3 separate regions of the Homo sapiens genome follow, and all the other regions are linked to region 2. The links are chromatin loops, found by intact Hi-C in ENCODE. Cell type or tissue: Calu3. All regions are shown on one strand.

Region 1 (2,500 bases), 1.4 Mb after region 2:
AATTAAATCTGTTTTCTTTATAAATTACCCAGTGTCCAGTAGTTCTTTATAGCAGTGTTACAACGACTAATTTAGTGAATATAAAATATTACATTCTCCTTAATTTCTAAATGCTTCTAACTCTTTAAAGTAAAAATTATAACATTGTATTGTGGGAGTTTTAATGTTTTTATACATTATATATGAAAATACAGCATAAAGGTTGGGGGTAAACTGATGTGTATAGTTGTAAGGCTCTTAAATTTTGTGTGAAGTGGTAAAATATTTATATCTACGTAGAATGTAGACTCTAAGCTAAGAATGAATATTGTAATCACTAAGCAACCACTTTAAAACATAGAAAGAGGTGTAGCTAGAATGCCAATTAACAAATTAAAATGGAGTTCCAAAAATTTATTTTAACCCATAAGAAGGCCAAAAAGGATGAAGAGAGGAAAAATGTATATACAAAACAAACAAGTAATAAAATGGTAGATCTATATCAAATTATGTCCATAATTACATTATCTGTAAATGGACTAAACACTCCAGCGAAAAAGCAGAGAAGGCAGGATTAAAAAACAATAACAAGGAGAATCTATATCCAACTACAAGAGATACACTTTAAATGTTACAATACAGATAGCTGAAAGGAAAGAGATGAGAAAAGATACATTATACAGCATCCAATCAGGGCATAAGAAAGCTAGAATAAGGGCTAGGTTAATTTCAAATGGAGTAGACTTTAAGACAGAGATAAAAAGGGACATTTCATGGTGGTAAAATGGTCCATTTTCATCAAGAGAACAAAAATCAGAATTGCATCTAACGATAGAGCTTAAAAATGCATGAAACAAAAATTGACAAAACCTGGACTCCCAGTTACAAAATCGCAGTGCAGAAGCAAGCTGGTTTCACTCCCCACCCCCCACAGAAAACCAAAAACAAATATATAGCACCAAGATTATCACCAGCAATATACCATAACTCAAATATGAGGATGAGACAGTTCCTGGGACTACAGAGAAGTGAAAAAACTCTGAGCCGACAGTCAGAGGATCAGACTTCCATATCCATAATGCTCTGCCCTCCGATCTGCCCAGCACCAAACACATGGAAATCTTCCCCCTGACTCACAGCTTCTACACTGGAAACACTAAGATTGAGGCGTTTGATCTATTTCCCCACCATCCTGCGTTCTTTGGCAGGAGACCTGCCTCTGCCCCAAGTCACAGGAAGCATTGAGAGTGCCTAGAAAGAGAAATGCCCCTAAGGACAGTCAGAGACAAATGGCAAAGGTGGGACTTACTATCCCCAGCTTAGAAAACTCTGCTCTGGACGTTGGCCAAAGGAGATACCAAATCAGAGTGGCTGTTCATCATCACCACACGGGAGGAGGTTCGTTTCACAGGTTCCCTGTTCGCAAACCCCTGGAAAGCTTCCCACGCTGCCAGGCTATCCCTTTTGGAGCCTCACCCGTTTGGGAACAGGCAGCAATCTGATTTACTACAACTGAGGCAAACTTGAGCTTAAGGCGCCATCTAGTGCCAAAAAGGAGGCAGTGATCTAGAGGGAAAAACAAAAGAAACATAATTAACAGGTAAATTACAAAGACTCTCTAAGCAAACATATCCCCCAAAAAACCAAAACAAGCCAGACAGGGAAGTCTGGAATAAATAACTAATCCTTTAATGCAGAGAAATAGACATCCATGCACAAGAAACAACAGCAAACAGGCAGCTGCGTGTGGTGGAGCACACATGCAGTCCCAGCTACTCAGGAGCCTGAGCCTGAGACCAGGAGTTCAAGGCCACCTTGAACTAAGAATACATTACTGCACTCCAGCCTGGGTGACAGAACAAGACCCTCTGTCTCAAAAAAAAAAAAAAATCTCTCCTCGCCAAAAAAAAAAAAAAAAAAAAAACCCAGGACTAGATGGATTCACAGCCCAATTCCACCAGATGTGCAAAGAAGAACTAGTACCAATCCTACTGAAGCTACTCCAAAAAACGGAAGGGGGGAATACACCCTAACTCATTCTACAAAGTTATTGTCACCCTGATACCAAAGCCAGGCAAGGACACAACAACAACAAAAAAGAAAACTACAGATCAATATCCCTGATGGACATAGACACAAAATTCCTTCACAAAATATTAGCAAACCAAATTCAACAGCACATCAAAAAGATAATGCACCAAGAGCAAGTGGGTTTTATTGCAGGAATGCGAAGATGGTTCAACATATGCAAATCAATAAATGTGACTAACCACATAAACAGGATTAAAAACAAAAACCAGATTATTATGTCAATAAATACAGAAAAAGTATTTGATAAGAGTCATCAGTCCTTCATGATAAAAACCCTCAACAAACTAGACATAGAAGAAACATACCTCAAAATAATAAAAGCCATGTAAAACAAACCCACAGCCAACATTATACTGAATGGGGAAATGTTCCCTCTAAGAACTGAAACAAGACAAGGATGCCTACTTTCACACTCTTATTCAACATCTGG
Region 2 (2,500 bases):
AGCTTGCATGGATAACCTCTCTTTATTTTAGCAATAAAAATAATAAAATAGTTACTATTTAGTAAACATATACTCCGTACCTTATAAACATTATCTTTCACACTAACCTGGAAAAGGAAATGCTGTTATTTGTGTTTCACAGGTGGTGGAGAGGTTGGGCAGTCAAATTGGATGGCAGTACTCTGCTCAAGAGTGGCAGGCTAAAAAATCTAGAATATGATTGTATTTATTTTTTAGGGTATCATCAAAATGAAAATATACAAACATGCATATATGTACAAGCATACAAATAATACATATGCATCTATCTATCTATCTATCTATCTATCTATCTATCTATCTATCTATCTGTCTATCTATCTCTTCCTTTTTTCCTATCTACGTACCTACTTGAGAATTTGAGAATCCCCTTCTGATTGAGAAATAACATTCCTGGCACATCGCCTTCCTCTGTCTTCTGTCAAGCCCACCATGTCTCTGTATCTGTCTTTCATTGTCTTTGTGTGTCTCTCTCTCTGCTCCTTCTCTTGCTCCTCTACCCTATCCTTTCCTCTTCCCTTCCTTTGTGGCCCCAAAGCCTGCATGCTTCTTGTTCTGCAGTGCCTGTTCAAACTCCTAGCAAGGTTCAAACTCCTAGCAAGGTTCAAACTCCTAGCAAGGCAGGATGTGCCATGTGACCCTAGTTTTTGCAGATAAATAGCTTATTTAAATCGGAAACCAGACTCTAATCCCTTCTGTGGGCTGGGTTGATGGATGGACGCAATTACAGTCAGTTTTCTTCCATTAGGGCCCTGCTGGCCCCAGGTACTGGCAGCTCTCTATGGGACTGGTTAGTTATGGTTGGAATAGCAATGGTAAAGGCCCAAAGTGGTGGGGCTTGGCAGCAGACCTCAGAGACTGAGCACTGAGACTTGGCAGTTGCCAGGGTTCAATACATTCCTGTTGGAGCTTGTTTGGCTTGGTCCCTTACCCTGGGGCCTTGCACCTGCAGAGTTGTGCACTGTTTAGGGGCTTCCTGCCTATGTGAGGGTGCCCACAGGCTTTGAGTGCCTTTCTAATGGCCAGGAGTTTGAGCTCTGGAGTCAGACTGCGTGGATTCAGCTCTTGGGCCTCTACCAGGAGACTTCCCAGGTGACTTTGGGCAAAGAATTCCTCTCTGTGTTTCAGTTTCCTCATCTATAAAATGGGGACAAAAGTAAGACCTACCTCATAAGGTTGTTGTGAGTGTCAAATGATATAATTAAGGAAAAGTACTTAGCAGGGTCCCTGGCACATAGTAAGAACTCAAGAAATGCTAATTATGATCATGAGTGTCAGGTGTATTGCCTTCTTCAGCCCTCACAATCAGCCTGTAAGGTAGAAATTAAGTCCATTTTACAGTGGATGAAACAGAGGCTCAAACATATGAAATTACACAGGTGGAGGGTCAGGGAGCCAGGACTGGAGTTGAAGTATGTAAACCCTAAGCTCAATGCACCTTCTGCTGCCCTCTACTGGGTGCCTTCTGGCCACCCTACTCTTTGCCTCATGATGATGTCAGAATTGAGGCACAACAGAATTGATGTCACAGTCTTCTTTGTCCATGAACTTTTTGTTTCTGCCCACTGAATACAGGGTCTTAAATCCCACAGTTTTTTTGGAGTAGATTAGGCATGTTCAGGTACATAGTCCCAAAGAGGATGATGCTGTCATAGGACAGCCTGGCCTGGCACTTGGGGCCCTTGACTTCTCATTCTGGTTCTGCTACTAATGTTTTATGTAACCTTCAGAAACCCTTCCCCTCTCTGAGACTCAGTTTCCCTATATGGAAAATTGCCTTACCAATTCCCCTTCTAGGTATCTGTTAATTCTGTAGAAACACTCAAGCTCTGGGGGCACAGATGCATGTGCTAGGAGTGTTCAATGCAACACTGCTCATAATAGTCAAATATTGGAAACAATAATTATCCACCAAACTATTGTAGCAAATAAAGACAATGAAGGGCAACTCTATGTACTGGCATGCAAATATGAGAAAACATGGAGAGATATATTGTTGAATACCAAGAGCAAGTGACAGGACTGTATATCCAGCGTGAGTCTATTTATCTAAATAAAATTATCCCTGAACTCTACATATGTATAGGAATATATAGGCACATGCATTAAAAAAACTGTGAAAGAGACACAACAGACTATTAATGTTACTTCTGGGGAGAAGAAAGGGATGGAAGTGGTGGTGGTTAATGGGGGGGGACTTTGACTTTCACTTTTTATTTTATATATCTGGGTATAACTTTAATTTTTTCTTTTTTGAGGTGGAGTCTCTCTGTGTCTCCCAGGCTGGAGTGCAGTGGTGCAATCTCAGCTCACTGCAGCCTCCACCTCCCGGGTTCAAACGATTCTCCTGCCTCAGCCTCCAAAGTAGCTGGGTTTACAGGCATGCACCACCACACTCAGCTAATTTTTGTATTTTTTTTTTTAGTAGAGACAGGGTTTCACCACATCGGCCAGGCTGGTC
Region 3 (2,500 bases), 130 kb before region 2:
ATTACATTAATATCCAATGCACGAATGCCAGGTACTGAGGGTCATTGGCAGCATCTTGAAGCTGTCAGCCACATATCCCAACCATGACTGTGATCAGCATACTGTTGGTCATTGTATTCCATTGTTACCGCTGTAATATCTTGGCTATTTCTTTCTCTGCAGCCTTACTACCTCTTTTGTGGTTCATTGTCATCTTTCACCTGGACAGTTGCAAAAGCCTCTTGGCTGGCCTTCCTGCCTTCTGTCTTCCTTCTTCCATCCATGTCCCGTTTCTGGCTTTGTGGCTGAGGCAGGAATGGGTGATGGTGGTGTGTGGTGAGCAAGGAGTCTAGTTCCAGACTGGTCCATTAGAGCATGGGTGGGTCCATTTGCAGAGTTATTACAGTCCAGGTCAGGTATGAGCCCCAGAGGCATGTTCTGGGTGGTGAGGAAGAGGACAGGTAGGAGTGACGAGAGTCTGAGCTTTCACGAGGAGCCTAAGAACCCTGGCTACAGGAGCAGGGGCTTGGAATAGAGGCCCAAAGCAGAAGGCAGAGCTCTGAATGTGGCTTCTTATTGGTGGTTCCATCTTCAGAATGCCATTCTGTGACTGTGCCTTGGAACCGGAATTGGGCACCAGTTGTCACCATGGGCCCTGTTGCACCAGGCAGGCTGCCGCTGGCCGCTGAGTGACCACTTGGTCCACTGCAGCCTCATGCGCCATTCAGCAATATCATTCCTTCCATGCCTTCCACCTGTAGAGACAGAAGGGGCGAGCCAGGAGCAGGGCTCTCCCAAGGCCTCCTTAGTGGCTGTGAGAAATTCGCTGATCTTGTTGGACGTGTCTTGCCAGAGTCTTCTTTCCCTTTGAAACTAAACTTGCTCTATTTTTAGAAAGCACAGAATAGCAGAGAGAACACAGGGTCTGGGGCAGGCAACTCTAAGATTGGAGTCTGTCTCTACTACTGATTACCTGTGTATCCTTGGGAAGTTATTTACCTTCTTTGAGCCTCAGCTTTTTGGTCTGTAAAATGGGGATAGCAAAGCTTACCCCATGAGATAAATATGAGAAAACATTCACAGGTGCATACAGCACAGTGCTTGTTCAATAGCGGGAAATCAAATCAAATGGTTTGGGAAGAGAAGTATGCAGAGCACATAGGGGCTGCCTCAGAGGTGGGTTCTTCAACCACACAGGTGTTGTGGATAGGATCCAGGGCTTCAGGGATGAGAAGCGGGGATTTGGCAGAGAAAGCTGTGGCTGATGTTTCTGGGAGGCAGATTTTGATTCCACACAATGAAAAATTTTCTGCCTTTCAGAGCTTTCCTGAACAAAGTTGCTTTCCTATGGAGGAGGTGAGTTTCTTGTCCTTAGAGGTGTTCAAGCAAAGCCAGAATGGCCACTTGGTGGGGATGTTGCAGAGGGGATAAAATATCAGGGCGATGCTTGCAAGAGAAGATTGCTAAGGTCCTTTCTAATCCCTGGGAATTAACATTTAAGAGAAATCTGAATGTAACAGATATGACATAAATACATGACAGCACTTTCTTAGCTGCAAGTCAGTGTGAGGAAAGGGGTGGTCATTGGATTTCCAAAGGCTGGGGTTTGAAGGCACTGCTGATTTAGGAAGGAGGTGGAGCCACAGCTCACATTTGAAGGGACCTCCTGCAGCTACAGAAATTACTCTTTGGAATAGACAAAGGACATATTGCAGGCAACCTGTGGTTTGTAGCATAGCTGGGGAAATCAGCATCCCAGGAATGGTTGTTACCCACCACTTGGACAGGAAATGTCACAGACAAAGCCTTGTTTTCTGCTGCAGGAATTAAAGTTCAGAGGCAGCTGCAAGAAAATCAATACCAAGCTGCTAAACCCTTAATGAACGACAGCAAAAGGCTGATGGTGTTGCCTAAAACAGCTTTTTTAAAGCTGCTTGTCTGGGGTGAGAGTGTTAACAATAATTGATTGAGCTCCTATGAGGTGTGGTTTCCAGGGTGCAGCTGCGCAATGTAGGGAAATGCATGTTGGATCCAGGAGCAGTCACCACGGGCTCATGTCTTGCTTGGAAGCTTAGTCATCGGGTTACTGAGTCAGTCATTAGTGTTAGCAACTTGGGAGTCCAGTTGTTAGGCCTATATGCATGCAGCCACTCCTCTCCACACCCCACTGGGTCGGGTCCTCTGGCAAAAGATCAATAGCCAGATCAGAATCAAAGTTCCTGTTTTAGCCATGATTGAACAAGTGCTCCAGGTCCCAATTCATTGCCCTCTGGGAGAAGCAGAGCTCGAGAAACTTGTTCTGGCTGCTAGGCTTAACTAGGCTTCCTGTTTCCTACTCACTTTTGCTTAAATCGGAGGTTTTTTTGTTCTGTTTTGTTTTTTTCAAACAAACCTATAACTCGACAGAGAAAATGAACAACCTGGCAGAAGGGAGGGCAAGGGTATATGGCACACCACCCATCGGTGAAGTGGAGCTCAGTAAATGCCACCCCCTGAATGACCCCATTAGCCATTCCTCCTC

What was found. A loop is a pair of places that touch in the nucleus more often than their neighbours do. Peaks named below come from ENCODE experiments on the same cell type or tissue, not always from the same donor. Only the 100,000 strongest peaks of a DNase experiment are listed, where the experiment ranks them.
Region 1: a loop joins it to region 2, with 7 times the contacts of the local background. A loop is called at or near these places in 1 of 110 quality-filtered maps.
Region 3: it touches region 2 in a loop (2.8-fold over the local background); 1 of 110 quality-filtered maps calls a loop at or near these places.

The regions. Positions count from the first base shown.
Region 1 is chr20:43,407,972-43,410,471 of GRCh38, forward strand. No RefSeq gene overlaps it. Among named protein-coding and RNA genes, the nearest start is that of SRSF6, 49 kb to the right of the region's middle. In Calu3, a CTCF peak has its summit at 1,516 (motif pointing left); a DNase peak (open chromatin) is centred at 1,440.
Region 2 is chr20:42,017,669-42,020,168 of GRCh38, forward strand. All of the region lies in intron 2 of LOC101927182 (a long non-coding RNA gene), which reads left to right. LOC105372622 (a long non-coding RNA gene) reads right to left here. Exons shown (of 5, transcript XR_001754614.2): 3 at 108-209. Among named protein-coding and RNA genes, the nearest start is that of CHD6, 400 kb to the left of the region's middle. In Calu3, no CTCF peak of the experiment used is centred here; a DNase peak (open chromatin) is centred at 1,483.
Region 3 is chr20:41,887,969-41,890,468 of GRCh38, forward strand. No RefSeq gene overlaps it. Among named protein-coding and RNA genes, the nearest start is that of CHD6, 270 kb to the left of the region's middle. RefSeq lists an enhancer at 660-1,296. In Calu3, CTCF peaks have their summits at 1,435 and 1,668; DNase peaks (open chromatin) are centred at 1,393 and 2,093.